Regions from separate parts of the Mus musculus genome. Here region 2 is linked to region 1. Evidence: chromatin loops called from intact Hi-C (ENCODE). Cell type or tissue: left cerebral cortex. All regions are shown on one strand.

Region 1 (8,000 bases):
AGTAGTTCCTTCTATTTTGGACTCCAAAGCCAGAGCTACATGTCCAAAGCTGCCCAGTTCTGATTCTTGCTGGGGCTGGAACACGGCCCCCTTGTTCTACATTATCACCAGCTTTATGTTTTCCAACTCTTTCACTGCCTAAGCTTGGCTGTCCTGAACTTGATCCATAGACTGACTTTGAACTCAGAGATCTGTGTGCCTGCCTCCTAAGCACTGGGATTAAAGGTGTGGTTGGTCCACCAAGTCTGGATTTAAGTTTTTCTTCACCTAGATCTTGCTATGTTTTAGGCTGGCCTTGAATTTAGAGACCTGCTTGTCTTTATCTCCTGGGATTAAAGGCTAGTACTACACCATGCCTGGACCTAAATTTAGCTGGGTAGGATCTTGCCCCAAGGTCACTACTCCCTTAATTCAAGTTAAGATCCTTGAACACAGAATTCACCTCCATTTCACCTCCTGGTGCCCCTTTAATACTTGAACCATTATATTTTATATTTTTCCTTTCTCAACTTGCTAGGCTTGTTTAAAATGCTCTTCATGAGATTTAACCAGAGAACAAAGTCTATGATGGGCCTTTCTGAGGCTTCCTTAGTCAATGTAACTAGTCTGAGTCTCTTCACCTTAGCCTCAGGCAAACTCTTTAGACAAGGGCAAAAAGTAGCCACATTCTTCACCAAAATAGCACAAAACAAAAACAAAAACAAAAAAACAGTCTCTAAGCCACATATCTAAATCCTCCACAGAAACCTCTTAGGCCAGGTCCTCACAATTCAAATCACTCTCAGTAGCAAAGTCTCCCATATTCCTACTAGGATAATCCATTAAGTCCCATTTAAAGCATTCCACTGCTTTCCAAATCCAAAGTTCCAAACTTCACATTCTTCTAAACAAAAGCATGATTAGGCCTATCACAGCAATATCCCACTCCTGGTACCAACTTCTGTCTTAGCTAGGGTTTTACTGCTGTGAACAGACACCATGACCAATGCAAGTCTTATAAAGGACAATATTTAATTGGGGCTGACTTACAGGTTCAGAGATTCAATCCATTATCATCAAGGTGGGAGGGAGCATGGCAGCATTCAGGCAGGTGTGATGCAGAAGGAGCTGAGAGTTCTACATCTGCATCTGAAGGCTGCTAGCAGAATACTAACTTCCAGGCAGCTAGGGTCTTACGCTCACACCCACAGTGACACACCTACTCCAAAAAGGCCATACCTCCTAATAGTGCCACTCCCTGGGCCAAGCATATACAAACCTTCATACCTACCAAAAAAAATTCCAACAAAGGAAAACAGTATGAGAGAAATCCTTGGATAGGATAAAGTTTTAAAACCCTGGTATAGATAGAACTCTATGGATGAGGTTAGAAAAGAAAGCAAAGGTCACAGAGACAGGAGTGTGTTGTAAGAGGCTGTGTTGTAGGAGGCTCTTAGAGGATCTTCAGCCCCACAGCCAGTAAGCAGCAATTCTAAACAATGTCTACATGGAAGGCAATAAGAGTTAACTCACACAATGTCCTTGATTAGGGACCAGCAGCTCTCTTACTGTCCCTTCTGCCCTTCCTGTGTGTCTAAATTCATCTTCCTCTTCCTACACAGAGGAAGGTGATTTGGGAACAATATTTTAGAAAGACGGGTATAACGATCAGTTTTACTTTGTGCCTAATATTTAAGAAAGAACCTACTGGTTATTCCAGCATGCCTGCTGACTTAAGTGTCTCTGACTCAGTGTAGAAATGAATAGATGATAGCAAAGCTAACTGCTGCTCTAAATAGCAAAGACTATAAATGATTCATGCAGAAAATGGTTAGTGTTCCCAGAGTAAATATTTCCCCACAGTCATTTATAAATAATTGAGACTTCTGTTTGAGCCACCTGTCTGCCTGTGTTCCTAAGGAAACTAAAGTGAATACAGAGCTGACTGTGACTGACTCCACTTCCTTCTTCAAAAGCCATGGTGAACAAAGATGAAGAGGTTTTCTACACATTCTCCCTCGCTGAATCATTTTTGTTGTTGTTGTTGTTGTTGTTGTTTTTGTTGTTTTTTTTTTTTTGTTGTTGTTTTTGGTCACAGATATTCCAGAAGCCATAAAAAGTGCTAAAAAAAAAAAAAAAAAAAAGAGTTGCTGAGGAGGGGCTGGACAATGTGCCTTCTGGAGGCATTGAGTGGGTTGTGAAAATGAATGCTACAGAGTCTAAGGATCCGGGTGGGTTCAGTGTGTGTGTGTGCGTGTGTTCATATGTGCCAGCATTCATATGTATGAATGTAGTCATACACATGGCATACAGTATATTCAGAGGTTAAAGGACAAACTTGGGTGTTATTCCTTACCTTGTTAGAAGCAAGGCTTCTTTGATTTTTTTTTTTTTCTGTACACATCAGGTTGGCTGAAGTGACTTTCTGGGGGCTCCCCTATCTCCCATCCTATTTCCTCATAGGAGCACTGGGACAACCGATGCCTGTGCTATGAGTCTAGCTTCTATTTAGGTTCTGGGGATTTGGACTCAGGTCTCTGTACCTTCTGAGTGAGCAGTTTTACTCATTGAGCCATTGTCCCAGCCAAGAAACTGAATTCAGTCCCTTACTGTGGTCCTTATTAGAGTCTTAGGAAAATTCTTGTACATACTAAGACCTGATTTTTTTTCATGTATGTTTGTATGTATGTATGTATGTTTGTAATATGTATGTATAATAGGGAAAAGCAGCAAATGGCCAATAATAATAATAATAATATTTTAAGTGACTTCATAAATTCCTGTGTGAAAAAAAAAGAGAAAAATAGGACATTATAGAAAAGACTGGGAATAATGGAATTCTGAGACAACAGTTGGAGAGAGACTAAGAGGAGGGAGATGGTCACTGTAAGCTAATGGGAGCATTACCATTACACATGGAAAATGTGAGGTCAGACACTAAGCATTCCATAGAGATTTGTTCACACACACTCATGTACAAAAACTACAGACATGGTCTAAGGGAAGGAGAGCTGAGAGTCAGATCAGGGGTATGCACCTGCTATGGCAGAAGGAACTAAAAAATTAAGCTAGATGAAAGAAACAAAAACCAAAGTTCACCTTGCTTCTTTTTACAAAAGGATGCTAGAACTTCAGGCTACGGTGAACTCCAAGCCAGGCCTGCAACAACCCAAGCCTCTTGTCTGAACCCCAATTTTGCATCAGTCCTGATGCCCAGCATGGAGGCTGGCAGAGAATGGGTCTTGGGTGAATGACAGAATAAAGCTAATTAACTTATTTTAAAATGTAAAGTGGCAGAAATCCCAGCAACTGCAGGGCAATACAATCTTCTAGTAGAAAGTAGCTACAAAGACAAAACAATTTAGAGTCTTATTGATTGTGTTATCTAAAAGGCGAGGGGGTTGGATTTTCAAAGGACCATTCACATTTTTTTAAATTCATTTGTTTATATAAACAAAAAAATATCAGTAAGATTCCCAACTGGCCTTTGATACTTTAACATGAGAAAAGCAGCCATTTTAAAACTTACTGGGGAAGCCCGAAGGATGCTAATAGTCATTGGTATATGCAGCCACCAGATGTCACTATTGGTTTAAACAAATATGCCAAATCTAGCTCCAGGCTATTTTGAGTGTGTGTTTTGTTTTGTTTTGTTTTGTTTTGTTTTGTTTTGTTTTGCTTTGTTTTGTTTTGTTTTGTTTTGTTGTTTTGTTTTGTTTTGCTGTATCTTCAGATCCTAGCAGTGCATCCCCAAGCCATGTCAGGAAGTAAGGATCTAATTACTTCCTGGTGGAAAAATCAGAACTGTGTCTGGAACCCCAAACACTTTCTAGTCCTTTTCTTGTTTCAAGTTTTTGTTTTGTTTTTCCATGCTTTTCAAATAAACAAGCCCAGTGACTCCCTTAGGCTAGAGTGCTGCTGCTGTAAAGATTCATTATCAAAATAATTGCCCGTGTCAAGTGTTAGTGTTTGCCCATTGGCCTTTTTAAAAATTCTGCTATATGCATTGGCAAGAAGACCTTCACAAAAAACTTGTTCATCAAAGTCTATTTAAAACTTTTTTTTTTTATATAGGTGACAATGATGCAGTGGTCCCTGAATGCAGTTTATCCTTGTGAAATCTCAGATGAGTTGCTCATTGAATGGGCAGGCATACCTGAGATTGGTTTCTAGTTTCTCTATTACTTAAAAAGATGACCTGTTGTACTCTGTCCCTAACCTTTCATTCATTTCTGTTATAGGCCAGGAAGGTGTCCTCCATTTACACAAGTTCATATTATCTCCAACAGGTCTCTTGTATCAGTGAGCTCACTTAAGTATTCCAACAAGAATTTGATTCTCTCTGTCCTTCCCACCTTCAGGACTTACACTCAAGTCTCTGCAACAAAATGTCTAATACCTTTCTATTCCCCATAGAGATACATCCTGGAAGTTGTTCACCACGTGGAAACATTGAGTCCTGCACTATGAAAACCCCAAATGAACTGTGCATGGCAAATGTTGGGACCCAAACACCAAGGACAAGGAGAAAACAGAGACCCACATGCACCCGGAACACAGAGGAAGAGCCTGCCAAGGAGGCATTTGCTGCTGCCTTGTTTGGGTGAAATTGTGTGATTCTAGTATTGTGACTTTTTTTTTATGGCCGTGTGCTTTTGCTTTTGTTTTATTTGATAGGAGAACTCTGCTCAATATTCAAAGTGACAAGGAGTTGTGAGTCAAGATGATGCAAAGCACAAGGTTGGTTGGCTTTTCTCCTAGAGGTCATCGTCTGAGTTGGAATACCAAGTGGACCTACAAACAGCATTAAAGATCATTTAAGTTTGCTCAGTGCTGTCACTGTCTAGATTCCTGCCTGTGTTGCTGCTTTTTATCTGTAAGATGCCGCCAGTGGGCCACTCAGACATTCAGTGTTGTCATGACACATTGCTGGTCAATGAGTTGAGGAATTCGGAACTTAGGAAATCATGTACTGCTATTCCTTTGCAAATGAGATGCATATTACAGCCATTAACATAACTGTATCGATCTGACTTCATGTTTTCAGTGGAGTGTAGAGTAGAAATATAAAACTGACAGATAGGAGCCAGGTGAAGACATGGGGTTTTCATGATGGGTCATCAATCATGGAGCCTCAATAAAAAGCATCTGAGATAATTGCTGTGATCTGCAAAGAGTATGTGATGTAAGTTTCATGAACATTCTCTTTTTTTCTTTAATAGAAAATCTTGCACATCTTACCCAGATTGAATCTTTTCCTGGTAGCTCCTTTGATCTCTTTTTAAAGAGGTGGTTTAAAGTAGGTCATTTATCACATAAACCCTGAGAGATTTCAACCACAGCCTTGGACCTTCATGCTTGAATCCTACTCCAGAGATTTAGATTTAATTGGCCTGGGTATGCTGGAGTCGTCAGACATTTAAAAGCTTCCCACGAGAGTCTAATGGGTGGGCAGAGATGAGAAACACTCCTCTAAACTTCACATTGTATACTTGCATATTTTAATGCACTGCTGTTTTGCTAGTCTCAATGTTATTGTAAGTGGGTTTACTCCACAGTTCAACTTTTACATTGTGGGGTGGGGGAGCTAAAAACACCTCACAGCCAAGCAAAAGAAAAACCATAGAGAATAAATGTACTTGTGCCCATCTTTGAATTCATAAATTTCATGGCAAAACTTCCAAAAGTGATTTTTCTATTATTTATAATTTTACCTTTTATTAGATATAGATTAGTTTCATATAGTGTATTCTGATCATGATTTTCTGTCCCTTAACTACTCCAAGACTCATTCAAATCTAAATCATTTTCTCTCTCCCTCCCTCTCTCTCTCTCTCATTAGATAACAAACAGGCAACAACAAAAATCAATGGAATGGTACAAAATAAACAGGGAAAAGGGAGCCAAAGGGGGGAAAATACAAGAAACATGCACAATCACACACTCACACATACAGAAATCCCATAAAAAAAAAAAAAAAAAAAAAAACAACAAAAAACCATAAACTCAGCTGATTGATCATAAGGACTAACTTTACCAATAAGCCAATCATTATTGACAAATCCTACTGAATGGGCTACTAGGAAGTCTGTCTAATGTGGATAAAATAGATCCTTCATTGCCCTTGAAGGGCAATGGCAACATAAAGTTCCTACTACCTACTGTAAGCTCCAGGCAGACCGGTTCCCGGATCCACGGATACCACACACACACACACACACACACACACACACACACACACACACACACACACACAAAACTTATTTTTAATACGCTTTAGCTCAGTGGCTGGGCTCTTCTAAGCCTCTCTCTGCAAACGTGCCCTTCTCTTCGCTCCCAGCTCAACATCTCTAAATTTTCCCTCACCTTTAGTTGCTCAGTTATCTTTAGTCCTAGCTCAGCACCCTAAATCTGCCCTCACCTTAGTTGCGTTTCTAATCTCCTGCCTGCTGCCCCAGGTCCAGTCAGGGAACCAGTCAATGTCCACCCCACCTTAGATCTCACTTGGCTGGTGGCTCTTTCTCCCTCAGAAGCATGGCGACTCTTTTCTCCTATGTCTGACAGCCTGCCTGCGGAGGAAAATAGAAGTCCCACCTCTTTTGCCCAACCACTGGCTGCTAGCATCTTTGTTGATTGATCAAGGACCAATTGGAAAACAGGACCTTCAGGATTCACACCCACATTCCCAGTCAGAGCTTCAGAACCACCCTCTACAGGCATGGCTCATTCCTGAACCCCGTCTCTCTTTGCCTGCTTCTTGACTGTCATACATGATGAACAGCTTTTCTCTACAGTGCCCTTCCTCTTGTTGGTTCTCTCCTGACACAAGTCTAAACGTAATATAACTATCTAAAACTTAAAGTTTTTAAATGGCCAGAATCAATTTTACACATGTATATGACGTGCTTTGGTCGACTCTACCCTCTCCCACCTCCCTCCGGTTCAAATCCTCCCTTATTGCTACAACATTTTTCCCTCCCCCTGAGTCCTTTAAGGTTGCCAGAGTATATATAAGTATTGCAAATACTCACTATAGCGTTGGTAACCTATCACAAACTGCATCACCCAAAATACTGACTCTCACTCCCTCGGTAATCATCAGTTGAAAACAGCCCCTCAGCCAGCGGCGGTATTCAAAAGCAACCTTCCTAACTGTCCTCATGTCTAGCAGTCTTTACTTAACTTTGGCACGTCTTTTTTTTTTTTTTTTCTTTTCACGTGTAAAATAGGAGATACACATTGGTTATTATAGTAACGGCTATATATAAGAGATACCAAGTAATTTTTAAAGGGAAGCAAAACCAGGTAACATAAATAAATGTCAAAGAAATTTTTTGAGATTATCGCCTATAACTTTCAAATCCTCTGACCCGTTCGAGAAAGAGAGAAAGGCCACCTCTGAAGAGAGCACTGAAGGATGACGACTGACTTGTTCATAGCTTCCCACCATCACACTTTGTAGAGCAGGGGTTCTCAACCTCCCTAATGCTACAGCTCTTTAATACAATTCCTCCTGTTCTAGTGAACCCCAAACATAAAATTATTTTCATGGCTACTTCAGAACTGTAAATTGTGCTACTTTTATGAATTGTTATATAAATGTCTGTGTTTTCCAACAGTCATTTGGGGGCCATGACCCACAGTCTAGGGGATTCTCACAGTCTCATGTGGAGACCCAGATGCTGCACTTTTGAGATCCTGGATTTGATTTCTAACTTCAGCGCATAAAATCCAGGGAGCCAACATGGTTGAATAACTGCTCTCAGGAAAGATCCACCTATCCTTCCAGAGTTTTCCAGAGGAAAACACATCATTGCGTTTCTTAGGAACCAGAAGAGAAAGCAGAGGGAAGAGCAAGTATTAGCGTGGGACACACAGGGTGTGCACAATATGGCGAGGGTGAAGCCAGACTCCTGGGATCCAAATCAAGAAAAGCTAGTGTCCAATTGGAACGGCCCTTTTACCAAACAATGAGAAACAGCAGGAAGGAAGTGCTCAGGGAAGGAAATGACAAAAATTCC
Region 2 (8,000 bases), 54 kb after region 1:
CATTGGACACGCAAACTTTATATGCCCCAGTACAGGGGAATGCCAGGGCCAAAAAATGGGAATGGGTGGGTAGGGGAGTGGGGGGGGGGACTTTTGGGATAGCATTGGAAATGTAATTGAGGAAATACGTAATAAAAAAAAACTGATGTTTGGGCATCAAGTTGACAGGAGTAGACCTGTGACCAGTTAGTCACTAAGGAGACAGTCCTAGTTCTGTCTGTGAGGTTGAACTAATGGGGAAAGAATGACTCTAGGGGCTGGGATCCAAAAATCTCTCTCTCTCTCTCTCTCTCTCTCTCTCTCTCTCTCTCTCTCTCTCTCTCTCTCTCTCTCCCTTCCTGTGAGTCATATGACCAGCTGTTTCACATTCTTGCTGCCATGCCTTCCCTAGCCTGCTATACCTTACCCCATTAAACCACAAACTCTAGTAAACTTTTCTTCAAGTTGCTTTTCTCTTAAGTTACTATGTCACAGCAACAAGAAAAGTAGCTAATACTAAGGCCTAGCTCCCACTTTCTAAGGGAAGGAAACAGACTTTTGGAATTGGCCCACTGTTCTCTAGAATCCATGTTATCAATAGCCTCGAAAGGTCTCTAACCCTACAGTCCCATCAGCCACACCTCGAATCCAGAGGGAGTATTTCCTATGAAGAAGTTCATTGTTCTGTTCACCTCTGAATCTGCATTTTGATTCTAATTTCAGATCCCACCATCCAGTAACCATCCTTTTTTTGGTCCCAATTTTCACTGGCGCCTTGAACACGCTCTGCAAGATGAAGCAACAGATCACCTAGAAACTAATGGAAGTGTTGTAAAAAGAGAGAAATTTTTACTTTTTTATATTGATTTCTGTTATGTGGATGTTTTGCTTGCATGTATGTTTGTGTACTCTGGTGCCCATGCAGGTCAAAAGAAGGTGTTGGATCCCCTGGAACTAGAGCTATGGATGGCTACAAGCCCCCATGTGGGCACTGGGAATTGAAACCAGGTCCTCTGGAAGAGTAGCCAGTGATCTTAACTTGTGAGCCATCTCTCCAGTCCAGGAGGAGAGAATTTTTTTAGTGGAAAGGTAAAAGTACCCTGGGGTGATGTAGGATGAGCAGAACTATTTTCTTCCTCAAATCCTATCCTAAGCACTAGAACAAGGCTGGAGGTGAAGAAAAGTCACTTAAAGCTATGCATGGGAGGACATCCTATCATCTAACCATTCAGCATCCATCCCAGGCAGGAGGATCTCTGGTTCCAGTCCAACTTGGGCTACACAACTAGAACATGCCTCAAAAAAACAAATTAAATAAATGAATAAGACATCACTTAAGGTGTGCTCTTAAAGTCTCTGGGAGCTAGGGGGATTCTGTTCACACTGGCCAGACCCTGCTTTCATCCTGTGGGTTCTTCGATGGCAGGTACTGTCTTTGAAGGCTAAACTCAGCCTCTGTGACTGACAGGCTCTCAGACTTCTGGCCAAGGTGTCTGCCTTAGCCCTTAAATGGTTCTGTAAATCTACTTCTTTGTTCTTTCCAGAGCTTAGGTCCCAGTGAACTATGCTTCTAGGGGACACTTTCAACACATCAGACACTGGCTTTCTTATAAAAAAAAAAAAATGCATTTGCCTCAAAACCAATCTTTGATAAGTGAGTGGAATTCTTATATTTTCATGTAATTAATAAATTGCGACTGGTATGAAGACTGGTATGAGTCAAGGGAAATTTGGCCCTTCAGCGTACCTCTGATGTTAGAAGAAATTAGCATTTCTTTCTATGTTTGGACACTTTTCTTACTTTGCTTTCCTAGGGACCAAGCCCAGGGCTTTGTGCATGCTAGGTAAGTGTTCAGCCACTGAGTTATCCCTAACCATGCTTTAAACCCCACTCTCTCCTCAGGTTAAATCTTGGTTCAGACAACCCTAGGTTCAACCCTGGTTCTTCACTACTGAGCCATGCCAAGGCTATCAGATCCACCAGTCTTCCGTAGGGAACTCTGAGCTACGGTATCTTCACCCTTAAAACGGGGATAATTTTAACCACCATATTGGGCCATCAAAAAATTCAGTGTGAAGGACACAGTATTGGTTTGGCACCCAGGAAACAACCCTTTTATGTTAGCTGTGGATTTCTGGCTTGTTTGCATTATTACTAAGTAATTTTTCTTTCCACCTACTAGCTGTTCCTAGCAGTGATCATTCAACAAACTTCTCTATGACATCGAAGGAGGGGTGAGCCCAGTATCTCTATCAGTATAGACAGCATTGGGAACCATTATTTGATATCCCTCTCCTGTGATATGCAAGGTACTCCAGAAACTGAGGTTTGTGTTTTGTGACAAAGGATAAGAAGAGATGAAACACTGTCTAAAGTAAGTATAGGTGACTGATATGGCATATGGATATTAAAAAAAAGTGTGTAAATACATACCCAGCTGTTTTCTTAACACTGCCTTTTTAGCCTTTAAGCCCAAATTTGGACTCCAGATGCAAACCTACTTGTTTTGGCACTGACCTCACGAAATCTCCTGTCCATTCAAGTAACCAAACTCTATAAAGTAGCACGCACCCTTTACACAAACCGAGGAAGGAACTCTGAGGTGTTCTAGGCGTCAGCCACCTGTAGACAGGTCATTGTGACGCGAACGCTATGGACACGTGGAACACCTGCTAGGGAGCAGGGGCGGGGTCATCTCTGGCAGCAGGTCCAAACGCCAGATACCCTAGACATGGGGGTCACGGGAAAACCCCAGGGAGTAGAGAGAGGGACACTCGGTCCTCTCATCCTTGATCCGCCCCAAACCAGGTGAGACCACCGCCCTCCCCCACCAGGATCCCTGGGTCCTGCAGAGAGTGGCCGCTGTCCCCGCAGGAAGGGAGGCGGCGGGTTCTGGCGGAGGGGAGGGCGCCGGCTCGGGCCGCCGCGCTGCGCTGCGGCGCGCACCGGCTCCGCGTTGCTATTCCGGCTGGCGGCGGCCGCTGCAGGAAGGACCGCTTCCTGCGCTCCCCGCCCCTTCCCTCGCCAGTGCTGACGCTGACGTCGGCGCAGGGAGCTGGAGGGACGCTAGGATCTCCGCCGGGAGGCTCCTGGGGGCCGGAGCACCAAGGTACCTGCCCTCCAGGGCCGGGGCGGGGGCGGGCCGGGCGGGCTGCATGCTGCAGTGGGAGACGCCCGGGTGGCCGGGTGGTCGGGGGCGCCAAGCCAAGGCCGCCTCTACTGCCCTTTGCGGGCTACGGGTTCCAGGCGGGTCACCTCATCCACACACCCACCCCCCCATCGGGTGCGGGAGGAGCATCATCCTCTTCCCTCCCGCAGATCCTCCCTCGGGCCTGGATGTGTGGAGGATGCGCGCGCCCTAGGAGCGTGCGTCAGCCCCCAGGGAGCGGGAGGGAAACCAGAGAGCACCTGCGCCCATACCCAAGCCGGTGCTGGCCTACCCTTCCCTTCCTCCCAGGTCCCCTCTGGACTGGGATTTTCGTCTAGAGCTGACTTGTTGACAAGTTCACCTGCAGCGGTATCTGACGTTTACTTTTGCCGTTCCTCCTATGCTAGTCTTTGGCAGGGACTGCTAAGAGCCGATGGGTACCTTTTTTGTAATGACTGGTGCCAGGAGGCCTGTGGTTGGCCCCTGCGGGCTAGGAAGAGTCACTGAGCACGCCACGTTCTTGCAAACCCTGGCACGCGGGGTTTCTTTGGGTGCTGCGCTGCTGACTCCGCCTTTCCTGGCCCAGGCTTGATGCAGCTCCTGTTTCCTCTGAAAGTAATATCCTGTTATGCCAGTCTTTCTCCCAAGCGGCTCCCCCGTTAACCTTCACACTATCTTTTGACTTGTAGGGTTCCAAAGCCTCTGAACCACTCTTTGGAGCCTTTAACGTGCCATATCCGTGAATAACGTTTGGGGTCTTTTGGTGGGCATTAAGGTCTAGAAATGAGACTATATTCTCCATTTTTAGATAGCATTGAATCTAGCACAAGAAGGGTTTATCCATCAACCTGAGCAGCTGCTAACTAAACATTCCATGGACCTGGAAAAGACATCACCAGCTGGTTTGAAAATGGTTATGAATGGAGGAAGACACATGGAGTATTTGCTGACCATTATGGTTCTTTAAGCGATAACTTACTGCATGTGTGAGTGTTTATATCGGCAGTCTCTCAGATTGGCTCCCATGATCCTCTGGTTTAAATCTGACATCTTGACCGCTCAGAAGTTAGGGAATAAAATAGGACACGATTATGAAATTCACACTCCAAAATGTTTCTTACCCTTTGTTCAACACACACATACACACCACACACACACACACATACACACACCACCATACACACACACACCACACACACACACACACACACACACACACACACATGTCTGCTGTGCATGATGTGTGAACACTTGCATGCCCCACATGTGAAGGTCAGAGAATAATAATTCTGTGGCTTTGGTTGCCTCCTCTACCTCTACATAGGTTCCTGGTGTTCAGTTCAGGTTGCCAACTTTGTACCCTAAACACCTTTGCCTGCCCCGCCATCTCCCTGCCCACTCTGAATTGTTTCTGATCCTTTTTAGGTCTCAGCTTTTATTTGTATGTATTTATTTATTTTTATTAATCATTTTATTCCTTTACATTTCAAATGATATCCCCCTTCCCGGTTACCCCTCCACAAGCCCCCCATCCCCCCTCTTCCCCCTCACCTTCGCCTCTATGAAGGTTCTCCTCCATCCACTCCCCCACTCCCACCTCACTGCTCTAGCATCCCCCTACACTGGGGCATCAAGCCTCCACAGGACCAAGGGCCTCCTTTCCCATTGATAAGTCCCAAAGGCCATCCTCTGTTATATGTGTTTCTGGAGCCATGGCTCCCTCTATGTGTACTCTTTGGTTGGTGGTGTAGTCCCTGGGAGCTCTGGGTGGTTCAGGTAGTTGATATTGTTCTTCCTATGGAGTTGCAATCCCCTTCAGCTCCTTCAGTTCTTCCTCTAGCTCTTCCATTGGGGTCCCCAGGCTCAGCCTGATGGTTGGCTGTGAGTATCTGCATCTGCATTGGTCAGGTGCTGGTCGAGCCTCTCAGGGAACAGCCATAGAGGTTCTATGAGCTTTTATTTAAAAAACATCTTTCTAGAGACTACTATAGGGTCAAAGCAAGGGTATGATCTATAGTCTCTCAAACACATTCGGTGTTAGCCCAGTTCATGTGTTCAGATTGAAGGAAATGTTATTTTATAATGTCATTTCTTATTCTTAGGAAAATGGTTCAATGTTATTAAAAATGAATCTTAAGAAAACATAGCAGTTAAACTACAGAGTTCTGCTACATGTAAGAAGTGGAGAAACCTGAGATTAATAGATCACTGACCCTTGATTCTCCACTGAAAGCTAAAGACACCAGCTGGTAATTGCCTATGATTTTATAGCCCTTCCTCCATCTGGTAGACCCAAGTAGCAAGCTGTGGTACATAGCATCTTCACTTCGGTATCTAAACTTATGAAAAGTGCACTAAATCTTGTTCTCCAGTAGAAAATCTTCAACGTGACCATTTTCAGTGTATCTGATGGTACAAGTACACTGTTTTCTCCAGGTGGAAGCAGCTTTATTAGTGGGAGGGGGTCACTGGTGTGTGACAACTGTGACAAGATCTAGTAGAGAAAACTCGTATTGAACATGAACTCCGTGTTACAGAAACCCACAGGAGAGGGTGGGGAAGATGATAGGTCATCCGAATCAGGAAACATGTCCCCACTGTACCAGGCGATCCTGGCATCTGGAAGCCAAAAGATAGGCATCGACAATAGTGCTGCCCAGTGCTCCCAGATATCTCACTGTTATCAGGTACAGAGATGTGTGATCAAGGGAGGAGGATAGGTTACAGTTTATGAGCCTTATTACCCTGCGCGCCTATCCAGAATCTGCCGACTGTAACCTCACACCCCACAACTGAGAGAGGTGAAACCTTTTCTAACTTTTCTTGGTTCTTGATCCACTGTGTTTCATTCTACAACCACATCTGTACCAAGGAAGAGTACAGAGAGCTCTCGGGCTTTGAATTTCAGTTCCAGCAGGGTTGGAGCCTGTGAAGAAACCTCTCCCAAAGGCTCACATGCTGAAGGCTTGGTCACCAATGAAGTGTTCAAAGATGGGATCTAGGGAATGGATTGGCTCATGAGAGCTCTAACCTTATCTGACATTATCCATGGATTAGCTGATCAATGGACTCATAATCTGAAGGCAGTAGTGGAAGGATCTGATTGGAAGAGGTAATGGGGACATACCTTTCAGGATTGCACATGTATCAGGTCTTGCCTCTTCTCTGGTCCCTCCCTCTTTCTGCATCCTGGATATCATGAGGTGAGAAGCCCTGCTCTGCCATGCTCTGTATCCTCTAAGTTGACTTTCTTTCTTTAATGAGATAAATGTATTCATTCTTTGAGAAATTTGTAAAACGTATTTTTGATCATACTTACTCCCTAGCTAACTCCTATCTCAACAACTCCCATATCCTTGCATGCACTGATTTACTTTTGATTATGATAGTTACATATACACATATATATACACATGTATATATCAATATATACATATAGGTACATATATATGTATATGTCTATATGTACATACATATATATACACATGCATATATAGATATACTGAATCCACTTAGTGTTGCTTATATGTATGTATTTAGGGATGACCACGTGATATTGAATAATCAACCAGAGGACTGAGGAAAACTAAGTCTCTCTCTCTCTCTCTCTCTCTCTCTCTCTCTCTCTCTGACGTCATTAATTGCCTGTAACTCTTCATTTAAGGACAGGGTCTTGTGAGATATCCTCTGTGCACACTGGCTTGTCACCTGATGTTGTCATTGTCTGGGTCTTGTTTAGGCTTCCACCATATTGTTGAGATCTCATGGACGTGGCTTCCCTGTAATAAATCATAAAAGATAATCTTGCAGGAGTGATCCGGTCCTCTGGCTCATAAACCCTTTCCAGCCCACCCCCCATGGTGTTTCCTGGACCTTAGGTGAAGTGTGCTGTGTTACAGATTTGTCATTTGGAGTGAACATCCCACAGCGAGATGTCCTCAGTGTTTGATCAGTTGTGGGTTTCTGTAATGGTCTCCATCTGCTGCGAAAAAAGAAGCTTCCTGGATTAGGTTTGAGAGCTGCACTTGTCTGTAGAGAGAAGGACACATATTTAGCATGCAATTAGGAATTACACTGGCTTAGAAAACTGTGGGTAGTGAGTTCTCTAAAGTCTACCACCACAAAGTGGGGGAGAATCTTTTCCAGCTCTTCATTTGATATAGGATTAATATCCAAAATATATAAAGAATTCTAAATGAAGAGTCAAGGAAGCAACCCATATATGTATAATAATATAGAGTTCTTAAAAGAAGAACTAAAAAAAAAGCCTAAGAAAGATCTCATAAGAACGTATACATGTTAAAACTACTTTAATATTCCATCTTACCTCCATTAGAATGACTAAGATCAAGAAAACCATTGACAGTAAATGCCAACTAGGATGTGGGGAAAGGAAGACCTTTCTCCACTGTTGGTGGATGGTAAACTGGTGCAGGCACTCAGAAAATCAGTGTGAAGAATTCTCCGAAGTCTAAAATTAGATGTACTGTATGGCCCAGATTTACTACTCCTTGCACATGCCTAGAGAACTGAGCATCCTACTGCATCGACACATTCTCAGATCTGCCCATTTGCCATAGCTAGAGAATGGAAATCTCAATCTCCTTCAACTGATGAGATAATGAAAACGTGGTCCATGTACACAGTTGGATTTTATTGAGCTGTATAGGAAAATGAGATTGTGACGGTTTTAGGTAGGCTGGTGGCACTAGAAAATATTCTACTGACTGAGGTAACTCAGACCAGAAGGAGAAATGCTGCCTGTTCTCACATGTGTGGCTCCTGGCTCTGAGTCTTTTCTTGTGTGTATATAACTTGGAGTAGCCACGGAAACTAGAAAGTAGGATAATCTGTGAGCTGGGAAGATCAAAG

Evidence for each region. Peaks named below come from ENCODE experiments on the same cell type or tissue, not always from the same donor. Only the 100,000 strongest peaks of a DNase experiment are listed, where the experiment ranks them.
Region 2: it touches region 1 in a loop (2.2-fold over the local background); 3 of 42 quality-filtered maps call a loop at or near these places.

Annotation. Positions count from the first base shown.
Region 1 is chr6:8,826,972-8,834,971 of GRCm38, reverse strand. No RefSeq gene overlaps it. Among named protein-coding and RNA genes, the nearest start is that of Gm38765, 25 kb to the right of the region's middle. In left cerebral cortex, a CTCF peak has its summit at 3,552 (motif pointing right); DNase peaks (open chromatin) are centred at 1,831 and 3,552.
Region 2 is chr6:8,773,161-8,781,160 of GRCm38, reverse strand. It overlaps Ica1 (islet cell autoantigen 1), which reads left to right and starts at 2,677. Exons shown (of 14, transcript NM_010492.3): 1 at 2,677-3,089. In left cerebral cortex, no CTCF peak of the experiment used is centred here; DNase peaks (open chromatin) are centred at 3,036, 3,290 and 3,646; H3K4me3 peaks cover 1,819 bases; H3K27ac peaks cover 1,539 bases.